Regions from separate parts of the Homo sapiens genome. Here region 2 is linked to region 1. The links are chromatin contacts, found by Hi-C or POLR2A ChIA-PET in ENCODE. All regions are on one chromosome and are shown on one strand. The core of a region is the stretch at or near the end of the contact, and the rest is flanking DNA. Distances in the headings are between cores, read along the strand shown. Region 1 holds the start of ANKRD34B (ankyrin repeat domain 34B). Region 2 holds the start of LINC01337 (long intergenic non-protein coding RNA 1337).

Evidence for each region. A loop is a pair of places that touch in the nucleus more often than their neighbours do. ChIA-PET counts read pairs that join two places held with the same protein, here RNA polymerase II (POLR2A). Pooled maps may share reads with other maps.
Region 2: a map with no recorded cell type shows a loop between it and region 1 (6-fold over the local background). The contact joins the promoter of LINC01337 here to the promoter of ANKRD34B in region 1. A Hi-C loop is called at or near these places in 1 of 37 single-sample maps with no recorded cell type and 2 of 50 pooled maps. POLR2A ChIA-PET finds 5 or more read pairs at or near these places in 4 of 52 experiments (Panc1, T-cell, activated T-cell and 1 more).

What each region holds. Positions count from the first base shown.
Region 1 is chr5:80,569,030-80,574,450 of GRCh38, forward strand. It overlaps ANKRD34B (ankyrin repeat domain 34B), which reads right to left and starts at 1,251. Exons shown (of 5, transcript NM_001004441.3): 1 at 1,125-1,251; 2 at 1-78.
Region 2 is chr5:80,618,567-80,623,815 of GRCh38, forward strand. It overlaps LINC01337 (long intergenic non-protein coding RNA 1337), which reads right to left and starts at 3,958. Exons shown (of 2, transcript NR_125754.1): 1 at 3,842-3,958.

The DNA.
Region 1 (5,421 bases), core at 1-2,500:
CACGGTCCCCGCCGACCCCTGGAACCAGGCGCGTTTCCTCAGTTTTTCCTGAGAGCAGGAGGAAGCGAGCTCAAGGCGCTGTCGGAGAAGGGCAAAGGAAGGTGACTGGGGCGACAGCTCCAGGGCACCGATGGGGGCGGGGTGCGCGTTTCGTCGCCTCATCTCTGAGCCAGGGCAGGCAGCTGGCGGGCTAAGGCGATCACCATCCATGAAAACGGGTTCTGCCCACAGCCGCTGCGGAGCGGTCCCTGCGCCGCTCGCCCGCCGGCCGGACGCGGCCCTCCCTTGGGAAATGGTGCGTCTGAGGGGCGCAGCCACTGCCCCCATCCCGGAGCAGGCGCACCTCTGCACCCGGCTCTCTGCTAAGGGGGTCCGGTATCCTGGTGCCAAGGCTGTGCGCACCTGAGAAGGGCGGGAACCGGCTGCCCGCCCCTGTGTGGCTCCTGGAAGCAGGAGCTCCTGGAAGCTGCAAAGGGCTCCGCAGTCCCCAGCCCGCCCCCAGCGCCCAGCCGGCACCTCCTGCTGCCCAGCTGCCGAGGCACCTGCGGAGACGCGCCCAAGTCAGCCCCTCCGGAGACGCGCCCAAGTCAGCCCCTCCGACCCGCGCGCTCTTGCGGCCCAGCGCGCGCCGCTCCCGCTGCTGCGCCGACCTTCGCCCATCAGGCCCCCCGCCCCGCATCCTCCTCGACACCCCGCGGCCGGGCAGCCCTCGCCGGTTCCCGCCGCTCGGCGAGGCTGAGAAGGAGGCGGAACCCGCATCCCCGCGGAGTCCAAGCCCCAGCGGCCGCAAAACTGGAACCGAGAACCAGTGGGAAAGGCAGGAGGCGCGAGGGTGAGCTCGCGTGGAGCGCGCCCCGGGGTGGCGGGGCAGAGTCTCTCGGGAGGCCCCTGCAGCCCGGCGGCCCTCGGCTGGCCCTGGGTCTCTCATCCTGCTCGGGGCACTGCAATGTCAGGGTGAGCGGGAGGTGCGGGCTTCAGGGGCTTGCGCGCACCGGGCAGGGAGCACTGAGGCCGTGCGGGCCGCTGGGTTCCACGCTGCGCCCTCGATGTCCTCCTCCCGGCAGCCGCCACTGCAAGCCAAAGTTTCCCAAGTGCAGCCGGCAGGGACGGCGCCTCACACTGACCTGGGACGCGCTGTCGAGTTGGCGGCGGCGCTTTCAAACCTCTCTCCGGCACTGCCCGACCCTCTGTGCGGCCCTAGGGCGCCGTCTGAGCTGAGCTGTGGTCTTCGGCTCCTCGGCGCCTCGAATCGCAGATCTCGGTAGATGCCGCCCAGTCCCCGCCCTGCTTGCGGAAAGAGGCGGGCGACTGCCGCGAAGCGCTGGAGCTGGGACCCGGAGCGCACACCTCGCCAGACGCCCGGGCAGCGAGGCGCTTCCGCTGGGGGTGACGCGTCGGCTCCAGGCTCTGCGCAGGTGAGGGCGGCAAGGCTCCTCTGGACCCAGGGGGGCCAGCAGCTGCTGGAAGCTCCGCCTTCTGTCCCCGTAAGTCCCACCCCCGTCCCCCGCTTCGGCCACCGCGCTTCGGCCACGGCGACTTGGCCAACAACAGCGGCAGCAGGGTCTCCCCATTGAGGGAAGCACGCACCCCTACGTCACGGGCTTTGGCTCCTCCAGTCCGTATCCCTCCCCTCAGCTCACATCCACCCGCTGGTTCATGGGTCCATCTGTCCCCACCGGTCCTTCCACCCCTCCGCATCCCTGTACCCACTTCAGGTAAAGCCAGAGCCACACTTCAGGTTGGGGTGTTAGTGGGAACAACCGTTCTTATTTACGTCTTTAGGAATTTATAAGGTTATTATGCTATTATTAAAACATGAATAAACATATTAACAAAATTTCGAAAAATACATTTCATATGTTAAACTCTACTGAGAGATGAAAAGGAAATGAAGCAGAAGCAACTTTTTCTGTCGTTTTTAGTTTTTGGTTTTTTTGAGACGGAGTCTCATTCTGTCACCCAGGCTGGAGTGCAGTGGTGTGATCTCGGCTCACTGCAACCTCTGCCTCCTGGGTTCAACCGATTCTCATGAGCCAGCCTCTGGAGTAGCAGGGATGACAGGTGTGCACCATCACGCCTGGCCAATTTTTGTATTTTTAGTAGAGATGGGGTTTCACCATGTTGCCCAGGCTGGTCTCGAACTCCTGACCTCAAGTGATCCACCCACCTCGGCCTCCCAAAGTGCCGGGATTACAGGTGTGAGCCACAACGCCCGGCCAGAAGCAAAGTTTTTAACTCTTCATTTATCTTGGAGGGTCTGGTGGAGAAAGGCCATCACTATTTTTGTTATTCAGATAATGTCAATCAAAACTTGTTTATAGTTTTGAGTTCTCGGGAAAAGTAGATTTATCTCTGGTCAGGCTTCCTTTATTAAAGAAAAGATCTCTCCGAAATGAGGACCTAAAGGGTCCTCATTTAGTAAACATATGCAAAGCAATTGCACAGGGTGCTTTACCCCAAAGTTAGGCTCTAGGGAGTTTGAATCCTATATCTGGGCTGCCCTTTGCCTACAGCTGTTTGTTTGGAGGTTACCAGGAAGACTGAGCCAATTTGCATGAAGGCACGGGGCTCCTCCCCCTTACCACCTCCGACTGTTCTCTTAAAAAAATTTCATCAATGTGCAGTGTACCTATTAAAAGGCAAATATTTTGGCTGAGTGCTGTGGCTCATGCCTGTAATCCCAGCACTTTGGGAGGCCAAGGAGGGTGAATCACTTCCAGGTCAGGAGTTCAAGACCAGCCTGGCCAACGTGATGAAACCCCATCTCTACAAAAATACAAAAATTAGCCAGGTGTTGTGGTTTATGCCTGTAATCCCAGCTACTGGGGAGGCTTGGGCAGGAGAATCACTTGAACCCAGGAGGCAGCAACTGCAGTGAGCCGAGATAGTGCCACTGCACTCCAGCCTGGGCCACAGGGCCAGACTTCATCTCAAAAAAAAAGACACACATTTCACAAGTCCGATGATTTTGCACAAAATGAGCATCATCCAGATCAAGAAGCAGAACATTACCAGTACCCTCACAACACTCCCTCTTCAGATTTCTCATTGGAGGGAGTGGTGGCTTCAAACAGCATAGAGTAGTTTTGTTTCTTTTTGTACTTTATAGTGATTGAATCACTCTGTTGACTGGCCTCTTTCACTAATAGTATGATTAAGAGATGCATACTGTGTGTGGCTGTAGTCTGTTTATTCTTTTTGCTGTATAGTATTCCGTTTTGTGATTGTGCCTCAATTGCTTATTCATTTTACTACTGATAGACATTTGGGTAATTCTCAGGTTTGGGACATTACAAATAATGCTGCTATGAACATTAAAATAGATGTCTTTTGGTGACCATATATACTTATTTCTGTTGGGTACATACCTAGGAGTGGAATTGTGAGTCATGATGTAGGCATATGTTCAGCTTCTGGAGATGCCACCAAACAGCTTTTCAAAGCAGATGATCCAATTTTCACTTCTACTTTATTAGTTTTCTATTGCTGCTTGTTACCACAAACAAAATCACCACGAACTTATTGTGGCTTAAAGAACACAGATTTATCCTCTTACAGTTCGGGAGGTCAGAAGTCCAAGTTGAATTTTATGTGGTTAAAACCAGAGTCTCAGCAAGATTGCATTACTTTTGGGGGTTCCAGGGGACAATCTGTTTCCTTGCCCTTTCTAGCTTTTAGAGGCCATCTGCATTCTTTGGCTGGTGGCCCCTTCCTCCATCTTCAATATCTGTCTCTCCCTCTCTCTCCCTCCCTGCCCTCCTCTCCCCACTGCCACGCTTCTGTTGTTACATGTCTCTCTCTCCCTCTGCTTCCTTCTCTCCCTCTGACTCTCCTGCCTCACTCTGGAGGACCTTTGTGATGACACTGGACCCACTTGGATGATCTTCCATTTCAAAATCCTTCATTTAATCACAGCTGCAAAATTAATTTGGCCTGTAGGGTAACATATTCATAGATTCTAGAGATTAGGACATTAAACTCTATGGCGGTTCATTACTCAACCCACCACACCTATCAGCAGGATATTGGAACATGTTGCATGAATGGAGGATGGACTGAATAAACAGAGGATAATGAATTTACAATTTACATTGTATCCCAGATACAATTTACCTGTAGGATTTTTACTGTTGACCTGGGTGCTGTGCCAGGACTGGTGGGCAGGAGAGGAGGGCTGATGCTGGAACACCACTTCTAGCCACCACCAACCTGCTGGCACTACGTGATTTGTGCCTGGGGGCACCCATGCTGAGTGACATGTTAGAGAAGGCAGATCCTCCTTCGTGGGAGTTGGTAACAGCAGTTAAACAGTGGTGAACACATCACATTTTACAGTGGGAAAGGCCCTGTGGTCAGTGGACAGTGTCGCATCACATGCCACAATGGTGGAATTATGAGGACTGACTTCCACAGCAGGAGAGTTAAGGGGAGGTCTGGATTAGACTACAAAGCTCATCTGGTAACCTGGGCAGGCCAGTCCATGCCATCGTTGTAATCTGAATGTTAAAGGGAGATGATTTTAACATTCAAAGTCTGAGAATGAGAATTTCTAGATTATACCTACTTCTGATCTCAGTTTAGTCCAGCAACTACACCCCTGAAGGAGAGAGGACAGATGTTTTTATCCTCATTTTAGCAAAGGGACTGCCAGGGAGCAAAGCTCCATGATTCACCTAAGAAGCCTCAGGAGAGGAAACAGGAACAGAAGGAAGCTCCCAGCTCTTCCCGCTGTCCTTTGTGTGGCTCCACCTCCCTGGAGTGTAGATTCACTACGACCTGAGGTCATGGAAGCTGAGGACCCAGAACCGACCCAAGCCATTCAAACCAAATTGGATACATCCTACTTTGTGAGTGATAGACTGGGATTCTCTGGAATGTGAGACTCCCTGTCCTCATGGTTTTATGCCATCAAAAAATATATTTTAGAAACAAGTAGAAGTAGATGCTTGGGCCAGGCGTGGTGGCTCATGCCTGTAATCCCAGCACTTTGGGAGGCCAAAGTGGGTGGATCATCTGAAGTCGGGAGTTCGAGACCAGCCTGGCCAACGTGGTGAAACCCCATCTCTATTAAAAAAGAAAAATACAAAAAATTAGCTGGGCATGGTGGCATGCACCTGTAATCCCAACTGCTTGGGAGACTGAGGCAGGAGAATTGCTTGAACCCAGGAGGCAGAGGTTGCAGTGAGCTGAGACTGCACCACTGCACTCCAGCCTGGGCAACAGAATGAGACTCCATCTCAAAGAAAAAAAAAAGTAGATGCATGTGTTTGATAAACATTTTCATCAGAAACCCCTCCATCTACTTTCTGTCTTCTAGAAATCAGCTGAAAATTCTAGTCTACTGATGAAATCACCCCAGTTCTCTTCACAATTGTGGTTTATACTATTTTACAATTCACTTACTGCCAATTTAATTTAGAT
Region 2 (5,249 bases), core at 2,708-5,207, 52 kb after region 1:
AGTTGGTATGGTTACGTGATGAAGTTTTGGCCAGAAGAATGTGGGTAAAAGTAGTATGTGCAACTTCCCAGCCCGCCCTCCTCGCCAAACCTCCCACATGTGGTCCTCCATGCACTTTCCTCTTTGGCAACAACCTTGGAAATCCCTTCTTGAAGATACAAGCCACAAGATGGAAGGAGCCTGGATCCCTAAGTCACTACCTGGAGGGCTGCCTGTGGATCAGAAACACCTGTGGTAAGCTGGGCATAGTGGCTGCTTGGGAGGCTGAGGTAAGAGGATTGCTTGAGGCCAGGAGTTTGAGACCAGCCTGGGCAACAAAGTAAGACAAAAAGAAAAAACAAAACAAAAAGAAAAAAAACACCCATGTTGGACTTCAGGTGCATAAGAAATAAACTTCCCTTGTGCTAAGTCATTGCAATTTGGGGTTTTATCTGCCAAGGCAGCTAGCGAGTCCTTTACTGACACAGTGGGTGAACAGCATTGCTTTTCACTTTTAAGGTAAGACAGGGAAAGTGAACAAATTTGTTTAATCAATTGGGAATGTAATTTATAGCAATGTGGCTAATATAATGAAATGCCAGATAAATTCCAAATGTGGATGTCACATAGAATTTATCATCATGAATTTGAATATGTGGTAGCAGTTAAATATGATATTTCAATCCTAGATTGGTCACAGGATTTTTTCCCCCAGGCACTGTGCTAGCATGTCACGAGACTGTGTGTCTGTGTGTCACATGGTCTGAAATTTTTTATTACAGGAAGAGACTGGAATCTGTAGTAACCTGGGAGGAAAGCAGATAGCAGGATGGCTGGGGAGGAAGCTGAAGATTTCCTTTCTAGGTATTTTGCCCATACTTTGGGCACATGGCCACCAGGTACACAGTAAGTAAGAAATAAGTTAGCATGGTTTTCTATTCAGTTATCATAGAATAAAACCAACACACAAACACATCATTAAAGGAACTAAGTATTGGCCAGGCATGGTGGCTCAAGCCTATAATCCCAACACTTTGGGAGGCTGAGGCAGGTGGATCACCTGAGGTCAGGAATTCGAGACTAGCCTGGCCAACGTAGTGAAACCCCGTCTCTACCAAAAATACAAAAATTAGCTGGGCGTGGTGGTGCGGGCCTGCAGTCTCAGCTACTCGGGAGGCTGAGGCAGGAGAATCACTTGAACCCGGGAGGCAGAGGTTGTAGTGAGCCGAGATCAAGCCACTGTACTCTAGACTGGGTGACAAGAATGAAACTTCGTCTCAACAAACAAACAAAAAACTATGGATTGTTTCCTCCTCAGGATTTTTTTTAAAAAACAAATAGTTCATTTGTAAATTGGTTAAGACTTGAAGCCAATTCTCCTAATGAATCAATGTTATACAGGTTATGAGATTCCAAAGACAATATGCAAAATTACATTTAACACATATTGCAATATATATATCAATATCTGTCTACCTAATCTCCAACATTTTTGAATTCTAGACATCTTGCAGGAAGACAAAAGTAAATAAGATGTGGTTTCTGCCCTGAAATAGCTGGCCATATGACAGGGTAGATAAAAGTAAACATGGTTAATTGTATTCTCTCCATTCTCCATTTTTTTTCTTGCCAAGAGACCCTCATTTTGTTTGTTGGGGAGCAATATGCCAGACCCAGATGATGAATCAAGGTTGGTTTTAAGCCAGTGCTCCTAAATTCTGATGTGCATAAATTAGAATTAGACTCTCTGGGGGTGAAGCCAGACGTTGAAGAATCCCTCTGGTTCTGTGTGCAGCCAGGGTTAAGAACCACTGATGTGAATGAGTCAGTGACTACAATCCTTGTTCCACATTCTTAGCCTGCCTTGCAGCGAGGAGTGGCCACGTGCCCCAGTTCTAGCCGCTGAAATATAAGGGGAGAGTTTGCTTGGGGAAGGAGGATTTGAGGCAAGTTTTGCTTTCTAGACAAAAAGGAAATATGTGCCTGACACTATATTTCTTCTTCCTACTGTGAACATGGGCCTGCTCTCTGGAGCAGTAGCAGCCATCTTGCAATGCCAAGTTTGGTTTGATTTTTTGAGGGCAAATCAATCAATCAATCAATCAATCAATCAATCAGAGTCAGCAAAATCCCAATTTGTTTTAGTTACTGTAAGTTAGATTTTCTAGCACTCGCAGCTGAAAACATTCCTCATTGATAAAGGAGAGGAGATGAGAATAACAAACAGCTGTAAGGAAAAACAGTATTTAAGGGCTGAAATAGGTAGTGCTGCATGGTTCAGAAGAGGGTGAGAAGGCAGGCTTCATGACAGGTTCAATTTGGGATTTGGGTTGGGCTTTGAGGAACAGGTAGGATTTGCATTGGAGGATGTGAGGAGGGAGGAATTATAGGCAGAGAGAGTGGCATAAAGAAGAGCATGGGAGTGGCAAAGCTGGGGTCTGTCTGGGGATTTGTGAAGAGCCGAGGTAGCTTGTGTACAACATGTAGGGAGTGAAAATGGTAGATGGTAAATCTGGAGAGTTTGGTTAATGCCACTGTAGAGGGCCTTAAAGACCAAAGTGGGGTTTCGCCTTAGCCGGGGGAGCATTAAGGAGGCAAGAAAGAAAGTGATATAATCAGAGATGCTGTTCAGAAAGATTGTCTTGGGCCAGGCACGGTGGCTTACGCCTATAATCCCAGCACTTTGGGAGCCCGACGCAGGTGGATCACTTGAGGTCAAGTGTTCGAGACCAGTCTGGCCAACATCATGAAACCCCATCTCTACTAAAAATGCAAAAAATTACCCAGGCATGGTGGCAGGCACCTGTAATCCCAGCTACTCGGAAGGCTGAGGCAGGAGAATTGCTTGAACCCAGGAGGTGGAGGTTGCAGTGAGCCAAGATCACGCCATTGCACTCCAGCCTAGGCGACAGAGTGAGACTCCATTTCAAAAAAAAAAAATAAATAAATAAAGATTGTCTTTGTGGCCATGTTTATGAGAGACTGTTGGAGACGGAGATCAGAGATTGAGAAACTATCAGTTTAGTTTTCTCCAGCCGTCTAAGTAAGAGACAAAAAGACATGAACTAGATGCGGTTATGAAAGAGAACAGATTGAAAGGCACAGCAAAGGTGGAGTACTTGGTGGAGGTGGGGCCTGGATAAGGTTTGGCTATGTCTCCACCCAAATCTCATCTCAAATTGTAATTTGAATTGTAATCCCCACCTGTCGAGGGAGGGACCTGGTGGGAGGTGATTGGATTGTGGAGGTGGTTTCCTCCATGCTGTTCTCATGATAGGGAGCAAGTTCTCACAAGATCTGGTGGTTTTATAAGGGGCTCTTCCCCTTTTGCTCTCTTCTCTCTTGCCTGTGCCATGTAAGACATGCCTGCTTCCTCTTCTGCCATGATTATAAGTTTCCTGAAGCCTTCCAAACCATGCAGAACTGTAAGTCAGTTAAACCTCTTTTCTGGCCGGGCACGGTGGCTCACGCCTGTAATCCCAGCACTTTGGGAGGCCGAGGCAGGTGGATCATGAGGTCAGGAAATCGAGACCATCCTGGCTAACATGGTGAAACCCCGTCTCTACTAAAAATACAAAAAAAATTAGCCTGGCATGGTGGCGGGCACCTGTAGTCCCAGCTACTTGGGAGGCTGAGGCAGGAGAATGGCGTGAACCTGGGAGGCAGAGCTTGCAGTGAGCTGAGATCGCGCCACTGCGCTCCAGGCTGGGTGACAGAGCAACACTCCAACTCAAAACAAACAAACAAAAAAACAAACAAAAACAAAAAAAACACTATTTTCTTTATAAGTTACCAAGTCTCAGGCAGTTGTTCATAGCAGTGTGAAAACGGACTAATATAGGCCTAATAACAACTCACCCACCCTTGCTAAGGGCTTGTCCTGGGTTTTAGAATCTGGAGATGAAGTTTCTTCATGGCTTTCCCTCTGCCTGGAATATGTATTTGTTCTTGTCCTGACCCTTAGTCATTGCTTTTCTAGCCTCTTCAAGGCCAGTCTTGAGTCCCACCTTAAAATCAAGAGAAGAATGGATAAACTGGCACATCTGTACAATGGAATATTACCGTTAGAATAAGAGAAAATGGGGACCAGGACTGTAAATCTCTTCAGCAGACAAAGCCAGTTAAGCCTTGGACACAAACTTGACCTTGATAAGCTAAACTTAACTTGGACTATTTTTTTTTTTTGTAAATACCTGCATTAAAGCAAAATGAAGTTTAAGTTCAATCAGTAGCCACCAACTGACTTATATAACAAGGGACTTGGCGGGGGGGAGACCAAATAAGGCAACTACACAGTCATAACCAAGCCATTATTTTCTTTGCCTTGCTTCCAAGTTACAAAAGCCTTTTCCTTGCATTCTCTTGGTAGAGCCCTGAACCACTCTTGGTTTGGAGCTGCCCAATTTGTGAATTGCTGTTTGCTCAAACCCTTTAAAACATTTAATAGGACTTGACTTATCTTTTAACACTACGTAGTAATAAAAAGGAACAAACCACTGATACATGGAACAACTTGGGTGAAACTCAAATCATGCTGCAATAAGCCAGATCAAAAGAGTGCATCCTATATGATTCTATTCATATGAAGTTCAGAAACAGGAAAAACTAATCTATAATGAGAAAAAAAAAATAGTGGTTACCTCTGGGGGTTGGGGTTGAGGACTGACTGGAAAGGGGTAAGAGGGAGTTTTCTAGGGTGATAAGAGATTGGGTTATAGAAAGGTATATGCCATTATCAAAACCTGTAGGATGTTATCCTTAAGATCTGCATTTCATTATGTAAATTTTACCAAAAAAGTGAACTACAGTTAATAGGCAAGCTGAAGAATGTAGGCATGAAGAATAGTGATATCTGTAACTTTAAAATGCGTCAAAATATAGGATGGATAGATGGATGGCTCCATATGTGATAAAGCAGAGATAGCAGTGTTAATGATAGGATCTAGGTGATAGGTAAATGGGTGCTTACTGTACAATTCTGTCAACCTTTCCGTGTGCTTGAATTAGTCATTATAAAATGTTGAGGGGTATGGCATGGTGGGGGAGGGGGAGGAATCCCTAGTCTAAGTTTTGCCAATTCACATATCAAAAGTAAAGACAACTGGCAGTGAGAAGTCAACCTGTGGACAGTGAATCAGGTCAACTAGAAGCCTCCTAACTCCTTGTCTCTGGCCTTTTGGAGGGGAACATGACTAGGCACTGAAAAAGAGGCAGTCTAATTCAGGATCCCTTTCCCTAATTACTTTAGCTGGTAGGTGCTGAAAAAAATC